Regions from separate parts of the Mus musculus genome. Here region 2 is linked to region 1. The links are chromatin loops, found by intact Hi-C in ENCODE. Cell type or tissue: gastrocnemius. All regions are shown on one strand. Links, peaks and the distances in the headings refer to the core of each region. The heading gives the core; the rest is flanking DNA.

Region 1 (12,491 bases), core at 2,802-10,801:
ATATTTCAATCATATATCCTTTACACCCCTTACCCTATCTTGTCTCTTGCTCTCTCTCATGTTCCCTAATCCCTTTCTTCCCATTCCTATTTACCTTTCTCATGTGCTCTCTCTCTCTCTCTCTCTCTCTCTCTCTCTCTATATATATATATATATATATATATATATATACGCACATATATGTGCATATGTAAGAACATATGTACACATATATGTATATATGTATGCATGTGTATATATACATATATATATGTATATGTATGTATGTATGTATGTATGTATATTCATACACACACACACACTGAACCAATACAATTCATTATGGTTCCTAATAGAAGAGATAACAGGTAAGGGCTTACAGGAACATATAGATACATTGCTAGTGGCTACACCACTGAAGAAAATGTCTCTCCTTCAACCTGAACACAAACCCACAGGAAAGGATTGGACTCTTGAGCCCCTCCCACTTTTCCAGGGAGTCTTAACAGTCTGGTAATACACTTAACAGAACAGGGACTAAACACATCTACACCCTCAGGCTCAGCCCTCTCCAGCCTCCACATTTCCTGATGTATTCTTCCTTTACCTCCAAGATCCTGTTCCCTATGGTAGCAAATCAAAGGAATGGGACACTGGCTATGCCAGAAATGACATGACCTTCACATTATTGGGGGTATCGGTCTGCTCAATAATTGCCTAATCTTCCTTGGTGGAGGAGGTTCTTAATAAAATGTAACTGCATGTGTTTGGGGGCAGGGGCTGGAGAGATGACACAGCAGTTGAGAGCACTGGCTGCTCTTGTAGAGGACCTTGGTTCCCAGCACTCACACAGCCACTCACAACCACCTGTAACTCCAGTCCCAAGGTACCAGATGCCCTCTTCTGGCCTCCATGGGCACTCATTAGCCATGTACACGGTGCACAGGCAGACATACACGCAAGCAAACATACACTAAAAGCCAAAACAAACCTTTTTTAAAAAATGTGAATGGACGTTATCGGGAGAAATTTCTAGTAAATGCTTTTCTAAGTGCTGACTCCTCTGAGAGGCACCCCGTTGTGCGGTTTTCCTTCCTGGGGCTTGGAACGTGGACCTGTGGGCTGGAGCTGCAGCATCTTTTAACCATGAGATGGCATTCATGTTGGAAGACTTTTCCCAATCATAGTGGGACATCAAGACAGTAGATGACCAGAAAGCCACCGCTTTAGTCCCTGACTGTCCACATCAAGAGTCCTCTCATAGAATAGAAGTGCGGATCCTTGTCTGAATCTTTGTGTGGCTTATGCCACTGTCATCTGGAAACTGACAGGACTCTGGAGTAGGAAGCAAATCCTTACAACTGTGTTTAGGATTCAGGAATTTTATCTTCAAATTCCCAGGACCTTAGCTTCCCTAAACATGTACTTTGTACCTTTTGAGTTAAATAAAAAAAGTATAGGCTGGTACTGTAGCTCAGTGGTAGAGAGCCTGCGTGCATGCATGATGCCCTGGGTTCAATGAAGCACTGGCTTAAATTCCCAGTGCTCAAAAAGCAAAACAAAACAAAAAAAAAAACATTATTATGTCTCTTAGTTTGGTTTCTGCAGCTGTGACAGACACCAAAACCAACTTGTGAGAGAGGGGTTTATTTCAACTCTTAAAATAATTATTATTTGTTTGTTTATTTATGATTTTATTATTTATTATTATTCATGTCTGGGTGCATCATGTGCATGCCTGGCTCCCATGGAGGTCAGAAGAGAGCATTGGATCCACTGGGACTGGAGCTACAGACGGTTATGAACTGTCATGTGGGTGCTGGAAATTTCCCAGGGTCCTCTGCAGGAGTAGTCAGTTCTGAGTCATCTCTCCAGCCTTGAAGCTTACAGTCAGGGGCAGAACTTAGCGGTAGAGCCTGAAGGCAGGAACTCAAGCAGAGACCACAGAAGAATGCTGGCTAATGGCTTTTTTTCCATGGTTTGTTTAGCCTGCTATCCTACACCCAGGACCACCTGCCTAGGTGCGGCACCACCCACAGTGGGCAGGGCCTTTTCACACCAATCAGTAATCAGGAAAATCCCCGCAGACGTGCCCACATGCCAATCTGATGTAGGCAGCTCCTCAATTGGCAGCCCCTCTTCTCCTATGTCTCTAGTTTGTGTTAAGTTGTCAAACACAAACTAGCATATGTCATGTGTTCATATGAATTGGATATTCACAACCTCCAGAGCTCTGGTCTGCCTCAAAGGGAGGTGACAAGACAGGCTGGCCAGGTCTACAGGTACAAAATGAGGCCACCTCACTCCATAGGCTTTAGTTCTGGTGCCTCTGAGTCTCAGTTCAGGACTTTAGTCAGTTTCTCACTGCCGTGACAGTGAGACCTGTAGGTCAGACAGTCCAGTCCACCAGTAGCTATTGGCCAGAGGCAACAAGACAGGTGGCCCACAGGCTGGCTGTCTCTGCCTAATTCATGTCATCCTGTTGAGTGCCATCTGGCTGTCAGCTTCTTGATTCTCTAACTGTCCCTCCTCAAGGACCCTCTTAAAGGCACAGACAGATTCACTGGTGGTGTCTTTCAAGGGCCTTTACTCAGCCTTTCTGGGGCAAGGCTCACAAAGAAAAGGGCCAGCACAAAGCGGGCATAGGGTTTCAAGAGCCATGCTGCCTCGGGTGAAGTATCTAAAGAATTACTTGTTTTGAGTTCCCCCACCCCTGAAGTGCTGTCCCCTCTGTGGGCCTTGTGGAACGTGGAGACTGGCCTTATCTGGTTTGTGATTCTCCTTTGCCCCAGGAGAGACTGGAAAAACACTCTTTCGAGGAGCTGATGGGAAATTGACCCACATTAGCACAACACTGGTCTGTGCTGAATCGGGACAGGAAGGTCCATTTCAAAGAGGAAAAATAAATGTTCTTTGTAACCAGGCCAAGGCTAAACATGCCTTCTCTCTATTGGTCCAGATCTGTGCCACCTCCCACTGCATCCGTAGGTGTGCTGAAAGCAGGCTGGAGACTTTTATAGAGACTGTCGCTGTCACCATGGCACTGGGTGCTGTACTCTGCTGTATCAAAATGTCAAAGGAAGAAAGCATAAACACGGGGCCTTTCGATCTGCAGGCATTGCTGGGTGCTTCTATGTGTGTCTGCCTCTGCATTCAATGTCAGCAGTAATGTGATCAGCCAGGAAAGCTAGCTTCTCCGCAGATCTCAGGAACTCACAGCCAGGCCAGCCATGCCCCGTGATTTAATTTCCCTCACAACAGCCTTGCAACACTATAATCCTCATTTTGTCTGTTCAGGGATTAGGCTCATCCATGTGCATCCAGGGTTTGGAATGGAAAGTGTGGGATTTTAAGACAAATTAATGAAAGATTTATTCCTGGAAACTGGGAATTGAGCTGAGGGAGGCAGCAGAGGCGGCGGGGCATCTGAGACTAGCCACAGAGAAACTCTGTAGCCAGCTGTTAGCTTACCAGGCACTGAGCACAGAAAGGAAATGTCAGAGTCCAGCAGGACAGCAGTGTGGAGGGGCCTAGGCCTGGAATGGACCAGGCTGGACTGAGTGGTGGCATCTGCTCTAGGTTCAGAGGTTTATGCTGGCAGGGGTTTGTATTTCTTATGCTTACACCAGCCAAACGGACTGGGCTGGGCTCCAGGATGAGGTCAAATGTGGGTGGGTCTCTTTCACATGCTCTCTCTGGCTTGAACAACAAATGTGTTTCCTCATGGTGCCACTCAGCTTTCCATCTCTGTGACAAGTGCCACCCCCCCCAAAAAAAACCACCCTGAAAAGAGAAAACTCCATTTTATCTCATGGTTTCAGAAGCTACAACCCAGGGTGGCTTGGTCTTATCATCCAGGGCCCATGGGAGACAGCCCAGTACATCACGATGACAAGGGTACATGGAAGAAGATGACAAGGTACCTCAGGAAAGATAGGAAGAAAACATACACACACACACACACACACACACACACACACACACACACACACACACACACAGAGGGGGGGCAACATCGCAATATTCCCCCCAAAGGGCTTGTCCCCAATGTCTTAAATTCTCTAGGTCTCACCTCCTAAGAGTCCCACAACTTCCCAATAGCCCAGCAGCTGGATAGTAACTCATCAACACAGGAGGTTTGAGGGGATGTGAAAGATCTAAACCAAGGCCGATGGGGTGACCCACTGGGTAAGGTGCTTGCTGCTAACCCTGATGGTGTGAGTTCCATCCTTGGGACTGACATGTTGAAAGGAAGAATTGACTCCTGCAAGTTAGTCCTCCACTCTGTCCTCCACAGATGAACCATCCCTCCCCTCCCATCCCCATCCCCCCCCCCATATCCCTCAGTAAATGTCAGTTTAAAAATGACAACAACAAGAAGCCATACAGCTGGGGCTGTAGCTTAGTCTGCCTAGTCCATGCAACGTCCTGAGTTCATTCCCCAGCACCATCAGAAAAAAAGGAAATCCAAACCAAAATACCCATCAGAAATGAAAGCTGCACAGGTGACCATGATGAACTCCATGTCAGCGTCATGAGAGATAAATCCATTGATGTCGAGACAATGGGACATTGAGTGGTTTGAACACATTATCCAGTATAAGAGACTGGAGAACTAGAAAAAAACATTCCAACCTGCCATATTTCCCAGAAGAAACAGAATATCAACACAAAAGAGGAAGAAATGCAGGTAGAAACCAACTGTGTCCCACCCCAGAGTTTGGTGCAGTGTCCAACTGTACAAGCTGAGGAGGTTTCTGTGTGCTGGAGGGGTGCCGTCTGTTTGGGGGATTGCTTAGTGCAATGGGGTCAGGACTGGAAGGGTGCTGGGCAGGGGGTGGTAGATTGATTGGACAGAGGCAAGTTCTGCTGGAGACTTCAGAATTCTTCTTTAATGTCATAGTCAAGCCTGGCAGTGGTGGCACACACCTTTAATTCCAGCACTCAAGAGGCAGAGGCAGGTGGATCTCTTTGAGTTTGAGGCCAGCCTGGTCCACAGAGTGAGTTCCAGGACAGCAGAGGCTACACACAGAAACCCTGCCTGGGGGAAAAAATAGTCATGGTCAAATTCAGGGAAATGACAGATTTGGAGGTCACAAACTAACTTTGGGTTCTGAAACACTCAAAACCCTAAAATATTGTGAGTAGCACGTATGAAAGATGGAGTCACACGATTTCCTTGGTAGCAGTTGTCACAGACCCTGTCCATTGGAATCCCAAACCTGACCATGTGGATGCAAGGTCTCGGTTCTAGATCCTAGAATGTCACCCCTACAAAATGAGACCAAGTAGCTGGTTGATGCCTCTGTGGTTAAGAAGAGCATTGGATCCACAAATATGAGGACCTCAGTTCAGATCCCAATACCTAAGTGAAAAGCAAGAAAACTTGGCGTGGCTGTGAATGTGGCTGTGTGCCTATAACAGCAGCACGGTGTGGGGCTGAGAAAGGAGAATCAGAGGGGTGCCAGTTGTCAGCCTAACTCTGGTTTCAGGTATAGATCCCTGGCTCAAAGGAAGAAGGCAGCAGTGACAGACCAGGACATTTGGTATCCTCCTCTGGCATTCGTAGATAGGCACTGGTATATGTATAACACACACACATGAATACACATGCACACACATAAACACACACACATATGCATACACATGCACAGACACATCCACACACATGACCACAGATTCACACACACAACCGCAGATTCACAGTGGGAGAACACTAAAGAGCTCCAAGTGCTTTGATGCCCACACTCGGTTGCCTTGGTAGCAGCAGCAGATGTGCCCATCGTTTGCAGTTCTCACTGACTAATGGCCACTCTTTGAGCATGCCCAATGGAGAAACTAACAGAGCCAGGGTTCAGATAGAAGATGAAGTGTCTGCTAGTCCCTGCTGTAGACTGAATTAGACCACGTGACCTTCAGCATCTCACTTTGACAAGGGGTAACAAAAGGTAATGTGTCTAGTGAACTTGCCGTGCCAGGAACTGTCTACTGAGAAGCTGGGTAGAATGAGAGAGCTCAGAAAGCCAGAGGCAGGCGCTGGGAGGAGTGCTTTCCTTTTGAGAACACAGGCTGGGGGTTTAGGCCCAGAGTGGAGAGATGAGAACTGACCACCTGCAGAGCACCACATGCTGTCTTGTCTTGGGGATTTCCACCAGTTTTCTCAGCGGCTCCCTCCTTGTATGGCCCTGGGCCATTCCACTTCCCTGGGTCAAAGTTTTGATCCCATAAAAATGCTAAATAAGACGTGACAGGGTACAAGGTGCTCTGGCTCAGTGTGCGGTGAGAGCCAGGGAAAGAACAACAGCAGTGTGAATGAGATGTGCAAGCCATGCCATGTCAATAACACACATTCACTTACGGCCAGTGGTTCTCAACCTCCCTAAAGCTGCAACCCTTTAATGCAGTTCCTCATGTTGTGGTGACCCCCAACCATAAAATTATTTTCATTGCTACTCCACAACTGCAATATTGCTATGGTTATTATTCGTGATGTAAAAATCTGTGCTTTCCAATGTTCCTAGTCAACCCTTGTGAAAGAGACATTCAGCCCCCGAGGGGTTGAGACCCATAGGTTGAGAAACATTGACTTAAAGCTATCTCAGTTCCCCTACAAGATTGGGGTGGAGGACAGAAGGAAGGCGGGAGGGAGGGAAGAAAGAAGGGAAGTGTTACAGGTACCTACCCTCTTGTCCATAAGGACGGGAGGGAAGGAGGATGCAGAGGAAAGGGGCAAGTTTTCTTTCAAGGACCTAGTAAATTGGGGGTTATCATCCCTCACTCTCTGAGTAGACGCTGCCTTAGTAAACTATAATTTATGAAACCTTAGGCAAGTTCCTTTCCCTGTCTGTGCCTCTGTTTCTTCATCTGAAAAAATGAAGGCAACGGTGAAAGCATCTCTGGTGAACGTGAAGCATTGTTATGACATTGTAAAAGGACAACTTAGCAAACCAGAGCCTCGTCTATTCCATTAGAACGCATGTTTTAAAAGGTATCATACAGTGTATTTCTTTAAACAAATGAATAACGTCCTTGGGAGGCTGAGGCAGGAGGATTGCCATTGTTTCAAGGCTTTCCTGCACAACAAAGGCAAATGGCAGGCTAGCCTGGGCTACAGAGCAAGACCAGTCTCAAATAAAAAGTAAATAAACCAAAATTTCAACATTGTCAGTGTCTAATGTATGAATTCATTTTCACTTAGCTTCCTCCTGCTGAGGTGAGTCTGGGCAGTATTAACAGACCTCACAGTTACAGGTTGTTCTGAGGTACATTGGAAGGGGAGGTGCCGGGAAAGAGGAAGAGAAAGAATTCCTAGGGAACTTCAGACCATGGGATTCACCGCAAGGGCAGCCAGTAGGCCTGTCAGGTCAGCATCCAGGAACATGGCGGAACTGAACACAGGAGGAGGATGGGGGACTTGGAACATGGCATTTTCCCCAGAGAGTTTGCAGGTGACGGGGTTCTAAGCCTCTAACCCAAATTCTCCCTTTATGGCCTGTGGTTCCCCGGCACTGTTCTGAGATGGTGCCATTAACAAGGGCCAAAAGCTACTTAGCCTATGAAGGTAAAGCCGAGATAGGACAAGTCCCCAGGTCCCCGGCTGCCTTCCAGCTCCTCTCAGGAGCAGCTCAGGTTTCTGGCCCCAGTGAATGACTTACTAACTGGAGCCTCTCCAAGCCTATCCAGTTGCACTCCCAGTTGCTGCCAGTCAGGGGCTCTTGAGGAGGTCAGTCTTGGGGCTCTCTCCTGTCTGCCACCCACCCCGTTTGAAGTAGATCCAGGGGAACCCTGAATTTGCCAGTAGCTTTTGTTATTTCATTTTGCTTTTATTTCTACTCTGTTACTTGAGCAAATCACTGAGCCTCTTCCAAGCCTCAATCTTCCTATTAGTGTGGGATAAAAAGATACCAGAGGACGGAGGGAACTGAGTCACAGTGGTTTGCCCCATTCTTGTTCTTGGCTAGCTTGCGGTAAGAGCTTTGTAAACATTGGCTACTCTGATCAATCATGCCCACCCCTGATGGTTAAGGTGTGTGTCCCTCTGAGATAGAATTCCTTGTTCAATTGGAAAAGGTTGTCTTTGTCAAACCTCAATGGAGTAGGGAAATGGCGTATTGTCCATTCAGTTCTTCAAGATTTGGGCTTTGGGTCCAGATTAGTGATTTCTTCTGGATCACTGGCTGGTGGCGATGCTGAATAGAACCCAGGCCTTTGAGTGCCCATTCCTGCCATTGCTCTCTCTAGTGTCTTCGCATACACCTGACCCCGTTGTGCTGAGGACCACACCCACACACAGAACAGAGAATCATGCACGCAGCTGCTTTTATTTTTCTTTGTCCTACTCTCCTGCAATGCATTGTGGGAAACTCCTCTCTGCTCCAGGAAGAACCTGAGCCAATTAACATGTTTCTTGCTTTTTAATGTCAAAAAACCACATCATCATGGCTTCCTCTCCAAATATTTGGTTTGCCCTTAAACTTTAGCTCTGAGCCTCAGTCATGGCTGCTTTTCTTCCGTTCAAAGGAGAACAGAAAAAACATGTCATCCCCCCTGCCCCTCCACACGCACACATTCTCTCTCCCTCTCTGTCTCTCTCTCTCTCCCTCCCTCCGTCTCTCTCTCTCTCTTAGTGTGTGTGTGTGTACATGTTTGCAATGTGCATTGTGTGCACACATGCATGTGTATGTGAAAACCAAGGCAGGTATGTATGGACTGGGACCTCATCTCTGGACCAGAAAGACCAGAGTTCAAGGGCCAGCTCTGCCTCAAGCTGCCTTTGAGACCTTGGATTTCCCTGGACCCTCTCATTTGGGATAATTCTACTACCCTGGGCTCTGTCAGATATGAAATGATTGGCAGTCCCTGTCTGACATAGTGTCGGTTACCATGAGAAAATTTCCCTTGGTGGCATTTAAGGAAGGTCCAATCCCCCTGTATTTCCAGCTTTCTGTTATCAGGACAAGGTACCTGAGCTAATCAGCAGAGGTTTCCCTGCATGGCAACGGAAATATCTCAGGAAATGCAACAAATGGACTCTCAAAAGGATCTCGGAGCTGGCTAGAGATGCCAGGTCTATTGTAATTAAAAGGCAAGTTCAGAGACTATGTCCCTTCACTTCTATTGCTGTGATGAAACACTAAGACCAAAATAAGAATTTATTTCAGCTTGCAGATCCATCACTGGGGGTAGCCAAGGCTGGAACCTGGAGTCAGGAACTGAAGTAAAGGCCGTGGTGGAATGAACGCTGCTTGGTCCTCATGGCTTGCTCAGGCTGCTTTCTCGTACAGCCCAGGACTGCCTGCTTGGAGGCAGTGCTGCCCCCAGTGGGATGGGTCATCCTCTATCAATTAGCAATCAAGAAAATGCCCCACAGACTTGCCTGTGGGCGACTTGATAGACAGAAGTGTTTCCTCAGGGGAGGCTCTTCTTTGCATCCAACTCTAGCTTGTGTCAAACTGACAAAAACTAGTCAGGGCAGCAGTAAAGCCAAGCCAAGTCAGGATGGGTTCATTATAAGGCTCGTGTGAGCTATCTGGAGGAGGCTGTGTTGGTGCTTACCACAGATATCCCCTCCACCTCCTGAACCTGCAACAAGGCCTCACAGCCAGCAAAGTGGCAGTTCTTCACCCAGACCTGGAAGAGAAGCCACGATGGGCCCTTGGCATGGCAGATGCAGAGACTCTCAGGAGTGCAGAGCTCAGCTGGTTTTGCCAGGACAACTGGTTCAGTGCTCTGGGCCCCTTTCTTCTCTCTCTTTCCTGCTTTGATAAGAAACTTCTGAAATGAACAGCTTTATTCAAACTGAGGGTCTGGCACCAGATGTGTACGCTGAGGGCATATCATAACTGCCCCCAGGTATAGTTGAGGAGCAGGTTTTTTATTATCCTACCTGACGTGTAATGATATCTGATTTTAAAGCTAAGAAGTGTTTATTTCTGGAATCTTCCATCCACTAATTTTGGACTGTGGTTCACCATGAGTAAGCCAACTCCTATAAAAGGAAAACAGGCGAGAAGGGGAAGCAACTAGGACAAGAATAGTGACTGTGAGCATCAAAGGCCCCGACAGGGACCTCTTGTGTATGTTCACTTGAAAGAGCAGATGACTGAGGAGATTTCAAACTTAAGTCTACCTGACTCTTTGCCCATAGCAACCTACATACCCACACATCTACCCTGCTGGCTTCAAGTGCCAACTGCTGATCCCCAGGGATCCCACAGTGTTATTCATAGAGGGCATCTGAGGACTGCTGGAGCAATCCCAGAGAGCTTCCTAGAGGAGGTGGGCCTGGAGCCTCCCAGGATGAAAGACTAGGATTCTGTATTTGTGGCTGGATCTGCTGCTCTAGCAATGATAGTGGGTCAAGTACTCTAGTCATCACTAGAACCTGGGGGAAAGAGACAGACCTCAGAGAGAGATTATAAACTCTCAATGCACAGATCAGGTGGGAGGCTCCAGTTTCTGCCACTTACAAGCTGCCGGATGGGAATAAAGTCAGGCACTGCAGAGCACGATCGATGGTAGTAGGAATTGAATTAGAACACACAACACAATATATGCTCATAAATATGGCATGCTTTTAACGAAGACATTCATGAGAAATTGGGTACAAACCATTTTCGAGAACAATGTAGCCACTCAGAATTTTAAAAATGCACATACCTCTAGTCCAATGCTCCCCCTTCGAGAGCTTAGCCCTGGGGCTAGGGAGAGAGCTCAGTTGATAAAGCTTGAGAATCTGAGATCAAATCCACCACCTCCCTGTAAAAAACAAGCCAACCAACAAACAACAAAACCAAGCTCAGATGGCAGGGGTGGGGCAGAGGCTGGAAGACCATGCTCACTGGCTAGCCAATCGGTGAGTTCCAGATTCAGTGCGTGACCACGTCTCAAAAAAAAAAATAGTGGAGAAGCAATTGAGGAAGACAGCTGCGGTCCACCTTCCCTCCACATGCCAAATGCATGTCTACACATGTGCATAACCTCTATAATACTCACTAACACACACAAAAGAATTTAGTCCCTGCTCAGGCAAGGGTGCTGAGGGGGCAGATCAGGGTGCTAACAGCAAAACCCTAGGAGAGGATCAACTCAAAGGTGTTGTCAGGGGACTGTCAAGTCCACCAATCAAAGCATCGGCCACAGAAGACAGTGATTGCATGAAGTTGTTCCAGGAGACATTCAGGGCACAGATACAGAATGAGGACCAAGATTTATTGTCATGCAAAAAAGCAAGTTGGTCAAGAACTGTATACATCTAAAGTCATCTGCATTTGTTTTTAAATAAAGGCTTAGAAATAGTCTAAAAAGATTCTTGAGCAACTCCTAGCAGTGACGGTTCTATGGCATGGCCTCTTAGCCAGGCCAGTTCTGCCATGCAGCTTCCCTGAGAGAGCTGGCCATTTCTGTGGCTATGGCAACAAACAAACAAACAAACAAACAAACAAAAAACAGTGGCAGGATCACTGGCATCTAGGGGCTAAGACACTTCCAAACATGGTAGCCCCAGCTTCCAAACACAGTAGCCCCAGCAGCAAAGAATCGTCTTGACCTCGAGTGTACCTTGACAGAGGCTAAGAACCTTCAGGCGGTTCAAAGAGGAGGAACAGGGTTGATCGTGGATATGAGACTATTTTAATCTCCTGTGTCTGTGGCTCCTGGAAGCAGCAAGAAGAAAGCCTTGCTCTGAGCAGTAAGATGTGAACTGCAGGCATGCAGCAGAGGCTCAACACCAGTCCTTGCTCTGAGCTGCTGTTTCTGCCTCTGCAGAAAGACCTGCAGAGACATCTCCTCATAGGGGCTGCCTGCCTCCGTACCTTACCTGTAGGTCACCCCACAGGGGCCACCTAGTGTGGCGGAGAATGTGTGGGAGCGCCTTCCCAAGCCCAGCGCCAGCAGAAGCAGGAAAGCATGTTGTACTCTGGGACCCTGGAATCTGCCTCCAAGAGGCAAGAGGCTGAAGTTCCAACATGGCTTCTTGGTAAATAGGTAAATATCCTGTAACAATGGGCCTGCTGAACACTAAACAGAGGTGTGCCCACCTGGGAACTATATATATGTGTAGAGGAGTTCCCATCTTGCCTCTTTCTAGAGAACAATCCCGTCTGCTGGGGAAAACACAGATTCTAAAATGATTGACAACGAAATCCATGCCTAAAATGTGGTGGTTTCAATGTGTCTTTCTGAAGTTCAAGTGCTATAAACTCACCCTGCCTCCCCACACCACCCCAAATTTATATGCCAGTATCATGGGAGGTGAGGTCTCTGGCAGACAATTAGTATCAGATGAGGGCCTGAGAGTGGTGCCAGCAAGACAGAACTGATGGCTTTAGAAGAAAGGGAAGAACCAGACTGTGTTTTCCCGTCTGTCATGAGGTGCCATGTACCATTCAGGAGGCAGCACAAGGCCTTCACCAGATGCCAGGTCAATTCTTAGACCACTCAGCTTCTGGACTGTGAGCCAAATAAACCTGTTCTTTTAGAATTACCAGACTCGGGTACTTTGTTACAGCAAC
Region 2 (12,491 bases), core at 1,530-9,529, 58 kb before region 1:
GCCACTTCCTGGTTCACCCTGAGTTGGAATTAGAACAGTGGCTCCCTGTTTTTGTCTTCTCTGGGAGGCAGAGTGTGATCACAAGTGAAGCATGCTGACCAACCCAAAGTCACTGGCTCTCGGTTTGCTGGTGGGTCAGGAATTCTCTGGAACCCCGCTTTTGTTTTGCATTAGTCCTCTGAGAGCTTGGCACTAATCCTTCTGCAAGCATTCAAGCAGAGTGAACTGGAAAAATGTCAGGAAGAACACAGGGCATATAAAGAGCTTAATTAATTTAGTGAGAGCGCCGCCCCCCCTCCCATAACTCAAGCAGACTTTTATTGACCTGTTTCATGGTTGCTGTTTCGTTCTCATACTAACTGATCAGGACCTTATGGGTTATTAAAGAGGACAGTCAGCCTGACAAAGGTGGGTGTGTTCTCTGCTTGTTCAGTGGCATATTAAAGGACCAAATCCTGAATGTCAGCACAATGCTGGTATTGTTACCACAAGATGGTAACCCAGGCTACCACGGCTGCCCACAGTAACCTGGTGATAGAACTTTTAATTTGGTCACTCTTATTTTGTTTTCAGCATGGCACGGGGTCACGTGAACTGAGCTGTGCTCTCTATAAGTAGAAATCTCATCATCCCTCCTTCTTGGGACAATTCCTCAAAAGGACCAGAGGACCTCCTCATGCAAGGGGGAGGAGCAGTCAACATATGGGTGTGTCATGTTTAATTCCAGTCCCCAAGTCGCCTGGGCATCCTCTGTCTTGTGATATGCATCTTGTCATGAAAAGGAGGGCAGTGGTGATGCCCACTATGCTCATGTGGAACCCAGGCTGTGTCTGCACAGAGGTGTCCTACCCCATTCAAGAAACTCCCATGTCTCTTATGACCCATGGAGGAAACCTAGATGTTTTCTCTGATGTTCAGGCCTGTTCCCACTCTGGCCACAAAGCACTTCCCATTCCCTCCCCTTTGTTTACTCCACCCCACTAGACCCCAAGCCCCCTGAGTGGCTTTTGGTGGGTTTTTTAACAAACGCCTATCTCTTTACTTTAGAGCATCATTCCCTGTATGTATTCAAAAGAAAAAAAAAAGTCACTACTTTCCAGTCATTATGAAGTTGAAAATGAGGTAATATATGAAAATAATGCATATTTTCTCAATAGTAATTGACACAAATCATTTTCACTAGATTTTATTGTGTACTTTCTTATATGCTGGCCATTGTTCTAAACATCTTACACACTTTATATTGAACTCTTACAAAAAGCTGTATGAATAAGCCGGTTACTTAGCAAAACCTATTCATAAAGCAACAGTGATGAAATCTCAGGGATTTAAAATGCTCACTTCATGCTCAATGTCCTTTATGATCTGAAGGGGCCTCTAGGCACTGTAAGGCAAGCTGACCTCTAATGTCCAAGGCCTGTGCTGTGTCAGTTAACTTTCCTCTACTGTAACAAAATCCCTGAACCAATCAATTTACAAAGAGGAAAGTTAGCCAGGCAGTGGTGGCGCATGCCTTTAATCCCAGCACTTGGGAGGCAGAGGCAGGCAGATTTCTGAGTTCAAGGCCAGCCTAGTCTACAGAGTGAGTTCCAGAACAGCCAGAGCTACACAGAGAAACCCTGTCTCTTAAAAAACAGAAAACAAAACAAGACAAAAACAGAGGAAAGTTTGTTTTGCCTCAAGGTTTTGGAGGATTCGGGACACTTGCTTTGGTACTGCAGCAAGGCAGTGCACCACGGTGGGAACATCTGTCAGAGGAAATCCACCCACCCTCTGGCTGTCAATGAAGGAGGAGAGACCAGGGGTCACAATAGCTTTGGCGGCACACTCCCTGTGACCTAAGGACTCCTAGCATGCCCTCACAGCTCCCAATATTAGCAAGCTGGGAACCAAGGCTTGACACACAGCCCTTTGTGGAGACTTGAGAACTAAACTATAGCACACATCTAGGAACTCAAGTTCTGTCTGGAAATGACTCATACTAACCCTGCATAGTTCCTGGGCCCAAGGTATCTTGGATATAGGTATGGCGAGTCAGAGTCATACCTATCTAAGTACAAAGGTCAAAAAATGAGAACTAAGTAATTTAAATGTGGCTTTTGTGAAGTAGGGCAGAGGTCATTGACCTGGGTCTATAAAGGGTCTAGAAGTGATGATTTAGAGTTGGAAGCTACAGCTACTTGCTACAGGCAAACAGCCCCAGACAAGGTATAGATAAGCAGGCCTGTGTGTACTCAGGCCACACTGCATGGTAGGTCCTAGTTTGTTAATCCTTACTTGAGCGTTCTTTGCTCTTGACCTCAAGGTCACCTGAAACTTGGAAAATTGAGAACTGAACTAATATGCATGGTAACCCTTCTCTGTTAAATGCCTCCCTGATCAGCCCCCCTTCTGGTCAGGATTAAAGGATTTGCACAGACTCCAATGGGTCACTTCCCTGTCCAGCAGCCAAGGTCAAGGATAACCCGCCTTTCACTGGGGCCTGGCTAATTATTACTGTACAGGTTTAAGAGAGTGAAAGACCTATAATTTTCTTCCTAAAAATGACAACAGGAGCCCTAAGGACTAAACAAGCCACTGCTGACCCCTATCAACTGCATGGCTTCTAATGGCACAGCCACCGAGGGGGCAGTGACAACAGGCCTGTGCTACCCAGCTGGCAAAGTCAGTGGGAAGCTCTGGGCCATCCAACCCAGACCTTGTTTTTCCAGCTGATGCTGCCTGTGTCAGCTAATTCCTGTTTAGAAATGCATTCCAGGGCAGCTGGGTCTTTAAAGTCACACTGCTTGCTCACTGAGTTATTCAAACCCAGATGGCTTTGCGCTAACATGACCAGGAGATTGCTGGCCTGGCTTAGAAATTGCTCGAATGCCATAGAATCTGGATTTCCAACTGAGAACACAAGGCCTGGAGTATATTTGTGGCCTTGTTCCTATGTGACTCCAGTTCTAAGAGGCAAGGCTATGAGTTGGGGTGAGTGTAGGAGAAAATGGAGGCCTTACTGACTGCCACACATCTGAGAGGCACCTTATCCTCACCCATCCCTCATGCAACCTCAGTTTCCATGTGATGAAAACTAAACCAAGGCCAGTGTCATATGGTGTTGCCAGGAGGGTAGCAATGTGTGGGTTTTTGAAAGATCGCACGCGCGCGCGCACACACACACACACACACACACACACACACACACACACACACACACACACTCATGAATGAATGGCAGTCATCATGGAAGCAAGAAGGCCTGAGAATTAATCAAGCTAAAAGTAGCTGGGACCTGGCTCTGGGGAACTGGCAGAATCCAACCTAAACTGGGCTTCCCAGTGCTAACTGGGAATTAAACAGGAGAAACAACCTGAAAGGTGTGAAGAAGCATCTAGGGGAGCCTGCCTGCCTACCGGAGCCTTGCTAAATACTGCTCTCCCTAGGAGCCTGCAGGGGACAGGTCAGTGAGGCAGCTGATTGCACTGGACAAGGAAGCTGGGGCACCCAGGAGAGGCCTGGGGAGACCCATGGCCGGGCATCAGGGCTATGATGTACCGGAAGAGACTTGCATCAACTGACCCATGGATCCTCAGCAGCTGAGTAGCAGTTAGAGAACTGGAAGTTTACAGCCAATCGTTTCAAAAACCATGGGTGGGCACTGTCGACTCCCTGAGGATTTCCATTCTCCTTTTAGATTAGAAAGCTAATCTAGCCCACCTGCTGTGGTTAATGATAAAGTCACTGTCACCTATATCCTCCTTCAAAACCAAGACTGGACACCCCATTTACAGTCACATAACTAAATGTGGGTCACAGTTAAATTGACCATGGTAAAAATGGCAAGGCACACAAAGACCAGAATTAACTCAAACCAAGTGCGTAGTGGGTCTGCGGTGTTTCTGGCGTGGCAACCTCACTGCAGACTTGGTTCTGAGCTCTTTGTACAGCTCATGAGTTCACTCGGCAGGGTGCTGCTGACCGACATCAGAAACACCTCAGCTCACGTCTGAGACCGCTGTGTTCTCGTTCCCATGTTTGTACTGTGCAGACAAAACTTTCTTCTCTCACAAGAACAGAATGGTTTAAGTGAAAAACAAACAAACAAACAAAACAAAACCCCAAAGGCTTCAGATGTACCCTCCCACCACATCTCAGCATGCTCGCAGCCAATCAGAACAGCGTTGGCTTTCACGCAGCCAATCAGAACAGCTCTGGTTTATGCTGTGATACGGAGTTTGATTATAAAGTTTGCTGTTTGGGTTAAATTAACGTCACATTTGAGTTTCATGTTTTAAAAGTATTCAATGAATTTTGTATTGGGATTAGGCCAGAATTCCCAGCAAGCTGTGAAATGGCCCTAAACATTGTTCTGCCTTGTTTTATTACCAACTTATGTGGATTGGCGTTCTCATCATTCACGACTATAAAATCAAAATATTGACCAACTCTGAACAATACTGAAGGTTCTCTGTGTACCTTGACATCAGCACTCCAGCCAAGAAGTAATTTTCTGTGTAAGAATACACAAGCAAATCTTTTTGTTTTTGTTTTTGTTTTTCGAGACATCTTTAAGCAACAGTATAATTATTTGTGTATAACTGGTAAGAATTATTTTAAAATAAATTAAGTTATGATTTACTATCAGTAAATGCTTGATTTTTAACCTAATTTATATACCTAGGGTTTTTCAAGTACAGGGGCTAAAGGGATGGCTCAGTGGTTCAGATCATTTGCTGTTCTTCCAGGGGCCCCAGTTTCAATTCCCAGCAGTCACATGATAATTCAAAGCCATTCATAACTCCAGTTTCAGGATATCTGACTCCTGCTGGCTTCTGAGGACACCAGGCATACAAACAGTATGCATACATGCATACAAAACGCTCATACACATAAAAAAACAAACCTAAAATATGTGTTTATGTGTACATGAGTGTGTGTGTGTGTGTGTGTGTGTGTGTGTGTGTGTGTGTGTGTGTTTTGAAGACTCTCAAGTGCAAAGTCGTAAGTGGTTAGAAAGCTCAGATCTAGACAGCAGGATGGTAGCAGGCCAGAAACAACTGTCTAACCGCTGGCTGCTTTCTCTGACTTCTCGGGGGGCTGAGCATGGGGCTCACTGGTGCGTGTATGCTTAAGAAGTATGAGGTCTCCAGAACCCCAAAGAGGGTAAATAGATACTGCAATTGGAGGGCTGTGGCTATATTTAAACAGAAGGTGGAGGCAATATTCTGAGCTACCTCCGAGGTGGAAATACATTGGTTCCCTCCCATACCCTCCAACTCTAGACCCAGCATCTCTACCAAGAGAGGAAGTTTATCTCCCAAGCCAAAAGACCAAATATAAGCACTGTTTTTGCCTGACTTGCTTGTAAAAAAAATCTCAACTTCTGACCCAGACATCTCCTGGCTGTGTGTCCTTGGGCCCTCTCTGAGCTTGGACTACCATTCCCACTCTCCCAAAACTGAAACCAGGGTAGAATTGGGAATCTTTTTGAAGACTGTGAAGTGATAGATGGGTGTAAGGTTTTAAGCAGAAAAATATTATTTACTTGTTAAGCAGATTAAGACAGAGAACTCCAAATTGATAACAGGTATGTCTCTATTACTCTTCAAAGGACAGAGAGAAATCACCAGCAGACACCATGGGGACCTGGAAGCCCCTGGTTGTTCATAGCTTCACTACTGTTTAGTAGGCATAGGTCAGGTGGGGTCGGAAAGTCTCCTCTGAAATGTGCAGTCAGTTGTGTTCCAGGCAAACTCAACAATCATTAGCCATGTACTCTTGTTTATTCTGCCCCAGCCTGGAATTTGGCCTCTTACAAAACCCCAGCTTCAGGAGAACAGGTTGGGCCAAAGTGTGTCAAGGTGGCCTCCCAGGAAGATGCCGTGTGTTTGCTCAGCAGATGCCAAGTCACGCCCAGCACAGTGAGCCAGATGACCTCTGTAGACACCTATCTGAGAGCTGGGACCGACCCCCGGGACACTCCTTTCAAATCTGGGTGGCTCCACAGCTGTGTTGGATGGCAGGATGCCATGGTAACCACAGCGGTTTTTTGGCTTAGTCATCTGTCATTGGAACATCTCACGCAAACTGAGCAAAATGTGAAAATTGTGAAACTATGAGAATGGAGCAGCCACGTGCCATATTCACCTGCTATGCAGGGCTTCACCCTCTGCCCTCGGGAGATCAGGGGTGGAACACCCAGGCCAGGGATTCAACATAGATTTTGAGGGACACATGTACTGCTTGAGGCATATCTGTGTTCACGAATGGAAAATGCTCAAAACCGTCTCCCTGGCTACCCACAGTCACGTGCCCTGCTCTGATTTTTCCAGGGCAGGGAGTGCGACCTCGCTGCTGAGTTAGCCTGGCTCTTGAGCCGGGCTGATAGAAACTCCCCCAATCCCCACTTGTTTCTGTGTTTAGGGTTTGGCAAACTGGTGTTTTCACTCTCAGGGGCTAGCTCCATTTGTCTGGCCACTTTTCTGACTACAGTGCTGGGTACTGCACCTTTACAACAAGGCTGTGAGGGCTGAGCACTCAGAGGCAGAGGCTGGGGGATCCCTGAGTTCAAGGCTACCCAGGGCTACGCAGTAAGTATCTCAAAAACTCAAATAATAGTAATAATTTTTTTAAAAACTAGAATAAAGTTCTTGGGTTTTAGCAAATGTGGGAGGTGAGAATATTCATATGCTACCCTGGGGGAAATAGCTGAGCCTATTTCCAGTTGGGGTAACAAAACAGGTGTCCGGTTTTCCATCTCTCTTTCAAACTTTCCTACCTTAAGGAAAGGGCATTCAGAAGCCTCATCAAGGCAATTTTGTTGGAAAATTTGGTCTCATTTTCTGAAGCTAAAGCTAGATAATGCTTTGTTCAGCAATACCGTGTTTAGCTGTCCTCATGGGATGGGTGGAAAACAAGGGGGCTTTCTGGACCTGTTTACCTGTAGCATAAAGCCTTAGTATGCTTTGTGCTAGAACCTCCAAGTAGTTGAATTTCAGTTGGGGATTTTGTTGTAATTCTCTTTGCTTTTCCTCCTCCCCACCTTTTACCAAGTATAATCTGCTCTATGACTCTCCCTAGCCGTATCCCAGATTAATTGGGTCAGATGCTGGGGTGAGGCCAGCAGTGTGTGACGAGCCTTGGTGGAGAGAAAGAAGACTGTGGCCTTCAGGCACAAAGGCAGGAATATTGCAACCCCCATTCCGTACAAGCAGCAGCCCCCACTAATGACAATGGGTTCCACGAAAGCCACACTCTGGAAGAGGTACCCAAGTGGGGCTAGCCACAGAGCTGGAAGACTGTCTCAAAACCACACAAGGCCGTATGATTCTAGAATGCAAGTGGTAGCTGTTCGCCCATGTAGTTCGCCCATGTTCGTCCTTGCAGTTCCAACTCATCTTCAGCTCTACTGAAAGCTGACAGCTCAGTCTTGAAAACCCAAAGCTCTGCTCCTGCTATCAGGAGGATTCCTGCATCCATTTATTGTATCCTCCATTCCAGACTGGACTCCTAAACCATGCCACGCCCTATCTGGGCACCAGGGCTAACAAGGTAACTAAGAAATGATTGTCACTTGCAGGAAGCTCATGCAATAGTCACCTTGGGCCTCAGGGAGAGATGCAGTGAGACAGGGTCAGTCTAGATTAGGTGAGCAGAGACCCTTGGAATCCTTGGGAAACAGGTGGGCGGGAACTGCTAGTAGACAGAGGTGAGCTGGGATTTTTCAGGGTTGCAGCATTGTGGTTCAAATGCCTCCTTTCCTCCATTGCTGTTTCTTCATTGTCGGTTTCCATGGAACCCACATTCTCAATATTTGTTTGAATACTACTGTGGTCTCATTTCCTTCGAATCAGCTGAGCTCTGACAGGCACAGGGGGGTGATTCCCTGAGTCATCTCTGAGGGATGATAATGTCAGGACACTTTTGGGGAATGGAAACGGGTGGCATATGATTTTGCAGGGCCTTCTAACCATGGAGCCTCGGGGTCTACTTGGGCCTCTCGCTCCTTGCACAGCTCAGTGTTGGATCCGTTAGGAATGGCTTTGGCTACAGTTAGCTGATGCGTAACCTCATTTATAGCCAGAGTCTAGAGCGGGCAGCTGGTAGCCTTGCTTCCGAGGCTTACAAATGTCAGGCCACTGACTCAAATTCCCTTGGCCTCTTTCCTCATATTTATCTCTCAGAGTCACATGATACCAGCCAGAGCTGCCCAGTGGCATGAGTAACCAAACCATTGCTACTCAGGAGGGTAAGGTTGTGAATAGCATGTTCAAGGTCAACCTGGGCTATAGTGCAAGAGGAGCCAGAGCAGATCGTCGAGGCCCTGTCTCAGAATAAAAAGCAAGAAGTGCTGGACTGGGCATGAGGCTTGTGGGTAGAGTGCTGCCTGGGTTTGTAAGGTTCCTGGCAAACAGCGAAGCCTTCAGTGCCCTCGTAGCACCTGTTCTAGGCAGGTTGAAGGTGGGCGTGTTACCAGAGCAGGGCCCAGTTAGTTTTTAAAATGAGGTAAACAAAAACTTCCCTGGAAGCTCTCGGCACACTTCCTTTTAAGCCCCACTGGTCAAAGCTGTATCACATCACCTTAAGGGATTGCTGGAGGAAATACCAGTGGCAGGCAATTACCTCCAACTCACAGATCCGCCAGCAAACCTGGGTCTGCCGCGGTTGCTAGGGAACAGCAGCTGTGGCAACAGTAGAAAGCCAACTCTGGACATTCCACCCACAAGCACCACCTCTAGTGTTGTCACGAGTTAGCCTACACCTGTGCAGGATGCTGCTGTGCTATTTCCTTGTCCACACAGCAGAATGGTCCCAGGTACTCAGTACCCTAGCTATTCTGTGCCACTCTGACCACAGGAAAAAGGTTGTGAAATCAAACGGCCTGCTTAATAACGCTGGCTCCAAAGTGGGCCAAGAGAGAGGTGGATGGAGGCGGTCTCTTGCTGGGGTCCTGCCATGGTTGCTTCAGGACACTAACACAGAGGGATGGGAGTGTCCAGAAAAGAGTAACCGTGTGACACAGCCCTTGGTGGGCTCTATAGGACACTAACTACCTCAGGGTTCCCAGCAGCCATGTGGTTGCGCCCCACAGCAGTTCAGGACTGGATCTGAGCTTTATTTTTCACAAAGCATGTTCATGAGCAGAGTGGCTTTAACTGACGATGTGGGGGTTGGGGGAGCAGAGGAAGAGGAACCACTCCCCTGTACATGCGCTGCCCACAGTCTTGCTTTCTCCTAAGTCACCCCTTTCCCACCTCTGTTAACTTCCTCCCTCCTTCCCAAGTCCCCAGGGACTTCATATCCTTTCCCCTCTGTGATGCAAACATTGCTATGGTTTAGGTGTGATCAGACTGTACCCCAAGGGTTCTTACATTAAAAGCCCAGTTCCCAGAATGAGGACATTAAGAGGCAGAGGTGGTGGGTGGGGGGGTCGTGTCAGAAGGAAGCAGGGTAATTCTGTGGTGTTTTAATAGTTCTTGTGAGCATGACTTGTCCCTTCCTGTGCTGTCTTCCTGTCTGTCATGTGGGTTTCATGGCTGTCACAAAGATGGGACATAGCCAGAGAGGCTGCTGTCAGAGCCTTGCCATTCAGTCTTTCAGTCTGTACCCTGTGAACTACATGAACCTCTCTTCTTTATAAAGTACCCAAATTCCATCATTTCCTTGTTGTAGGTAAACAGACATGGGTAGCGTACGGTAGCAGCTGGTGTTTAAGACAGATAGAAACCGAGGTGATGATCCTGCTACACTCTTCACATCGTGGACTGCCTGGTCTAGTCTGGTACCCAGATGGGGTCTGCCCAAGGATGCTTGGTGTCATCTGGCTTTGGTGCAGTGTGGCCACCCATTGCTGAACTCCACAGTTCTCAAATCTATTCACACTAGCCTTTCTCAGGCACTCGGTGTCCCACGCTGAAGCCCAAGGAACTGCAGATATCTCTCACGCTGTGCACCATTGCCCTCATTAGCTTCTTCCTCCAGCAAACACTGTACTGTAGTCCCTGCACCATGGTTGTGGGCAGCTGGCACCAGGTTCCCTTTCTGCCCTGCCAGGGCCATGTTCTCAACCCCTCCCTGATGCTTCTGCCATACCCCCTTCCAGAGTCCCCACCCCTAGAGCTGGAAAAGCCAGATCCTGTGTGGCTGGTTGGCCTTGTCATCCCGCTGCCATCTTCTCTGATCAACAGCCATGAAGTGGGGGGTTGGGGCACACAAGAAGAGCAGAGCCTTTTCCCACACCTCCTCTAGTTCAGGACTTCCCCCAGGTTGACCCTCTCCCTCTATCCTGGGGTGAACTTCCACGGATGCTGTGGTTTGAATGTCTCTGTCTGTCCTCCCCTGCCCCCGCTCCACAGTCATGTGGTGGAAGTGTAATGTGCAGCACACATTCATGGTGGCTGGAGGTGTCACCTGTGAGATGACTGAGATTAGGTGAGGTCATGAGGGTGGACCCATGATGGCCAAGTGCAGGAAGACACATCTGGGTTGGCATACATGTCTGATTTCTGTTACCACACCAGGAGGGCTCCCCACATGTTAGGCAGGTGCTGGTGCCAGGCTCCTAGACTTGCAACGCCGTGAGGCATGAGGCAAACAAACTGTTCTTCTTTATAAATGGCCCTGTCTTAGGGATTCTCTCACATCAACAAGAAATGCTTCCTTTTCCCCTCCTGCCTGGCGACTGGGCACTCTCCCCATCAGACAACATATCAAAATAAGTCAAAACTGAACAATGGGGAAGTTCTACTTCAGCCCATTCTGACAAACTACATTAAGTCATAACACCTGGTGTGTGAATCCATTGACAAGAACTTGGCAGAGAGCTGACAAGAGTGCTCATAGCCCTTGAACCAGGCTGGATGACCCGGAAGTAATTCCTGAGGGGCAGAACTGTCAGGTGTATGTTTGTTGTAGTGATGCCTGTGATAGCTCCAAATTGATAGCTGAGAAATCAAATGACAGGGAAGGGTGAGTGAGATCACAACACCTAGAAGCAGGATGATGTCATGCAGCCATTAGGAGTTATGGGAAAATTAGGCAATCGCAAGCATCAGGGGTGCTTGGACTGTGATGCTCAGTCACAAAGGTGGAAAGTACCAACTCTTCTTTCTACAAGTTCTCAAAAAACCCCTCTATTTCTGCCAGCCAGATCCCATCTTCATGATCCAGGCCTGTTCCATCCTCTCAGCTTGCTGGTCTTGTGAGCTAGAGTCTTAGTACACAGCGCTCGTTGGTGGAAATGTCCACATCTGGCTCTGTTCACATCTGTTCCCTGCTGCCTTGTACTTAATAAAGACGTGCTAAATTCGGGAGTCAAGGGAAGGAGTTCAGCTACTGTTCCAAGAACACTAAACAGCTGTACTTGTGACCAGCATAATTCTGCATGTATTATTTTGCATTATTTTATCCTGAAATAATATATGCGATTGATACCATTGCTATTCTGCTCGTATTCATGAAAACTGTAGCTCAGAGGATCTGTCAAGGGTTCAAGTCGGTCTAAGTCTGTGCACTTGTTAAAGGGAAGAGAGAAGATGGGATCTGAATCCAAGTCTGATCGGGTCCAATTGCTTTATTTCAAGCTGACTCTCTCACGTGCTCTCTCTCTCTCTCTCTCTCTCTCTCTCTCTCTCTGTGTGTGTGTGTGTGTGTGTGTGTGTGTGTGTGTGTGCACGCACATACTTGTACACCTATGACAATACTGAGAGGGAGAAAATGTGGCAAAGCAAAGCTTGATATATTTCTCTTGAGCAAGCAGGCAGATTTTCCCCTTTTGTATTTTTGTTTGTTTGTTTGTTTGTTTTTTGTTTTTTGTTTTTTTTTGAGACAGGGTTTCTCTGTATAGCCCTGGCTGTCCTGGAACTCACTTTGTAGACCAGGCTGGCCTCGAACTCAGAAATCAGCCTGCCTCTGCCTCCCAAGTGCTGGGATTAAAGGCGTGTGCCACCACACCCGGCTGTATTTCTTTAAGTGTTAGAGTATGCTGCAAAGAGAAATATCCAGCTAGGTTCCAAGGCTTTGTGGAATTCCCAGTAGCACTAAGTGTCTTAAAGGAAGAGAAGCCATGTTGGTCATTGTGGTTTGAATAGGTTTGGCCCCCATAGACTCATGTGCTTGACTGCTTGGCCATAAGGAGTGGCATTATTAGGAGATGTGGTCTTGTTTGAGTAGGTATGGCCTTGTTGGAGGAAGTTTGTCACTGTGGGGATAGGCTCTGACATCTCCTATGTTCAAGCTCTGCCCAGTGTGGAATCAGAGTCTCCTCCTGGCTGCTTTCAAGATGCAGAACTCTCCGCTCTCTCCAGCACCATGTCTGCTTGCACGCTGCCATGCTTCTCCCCATGGTGATAATGGACTGAACCTCTGAAACTGTAAGCCAGCCTAATTAAATGTTTTCCTTTATACGAGTTACATTGGTCATGGTGTCCCTTCACAGCAATGAAACTGTACCTAAGACAGCCATTTAATCCCCTTTCTGTCTTCTTGTCAGGGCCCAAGAGGACATT

What was found. Peaks named below come from ENCODE experiments on the same cell type or tissue, not always from the same donor. Only the 100,000 strongest peaks of a DNase experiment are listed, where the experiment ranks them.
Region 2: it touches region 1 in a loop (2.1-fold over the local background); 5 of 42 quality-filtered maps call a loop at or near these places.

The regions. Positions count from the first base shown.
Region 1 is chr11:31,761,616-31,774,106 of GRCm38, reverse strand. No RefSeq gene overlaps it. Among named protein-coding and RNA genes, the nearest start is that of Gm39674, 17 kb to the right of the region's middle. In gastrocnemius, for the core only: no CTCF peak of the experiment used is centred there; DNase peaks (open chromatin) are centred at 3,600, 5,767 and 6,070; H3K4me3 peaks cover 463 bases; H3K27ac peaks cover 7,509 bases.
Region 2 is chr11:31,818,377-31,830,867 of GRCm38, reverse strand. It overlaps D630024D03Rik (RIKEN cDNA D630024D03 gene), which reads left to right and starts at 6,321. Exons shown (of 4, transcript NR_102314.1): 1 at 6,321-6,575. Gm39675 (a long non-coding RNA gene) reads left to right here. Exons shown (of 2, transcript XR_872346.3): 2 at 1-403. In gastrocnemius, for the core only: no CTCF peak of the experiment used is centred there; DNase peaks (open chromatin) are centred at 2,710 and 6,005; H3K4me3 peaks cover 836 bases; H3K27ac peaks cover 7,768 bases.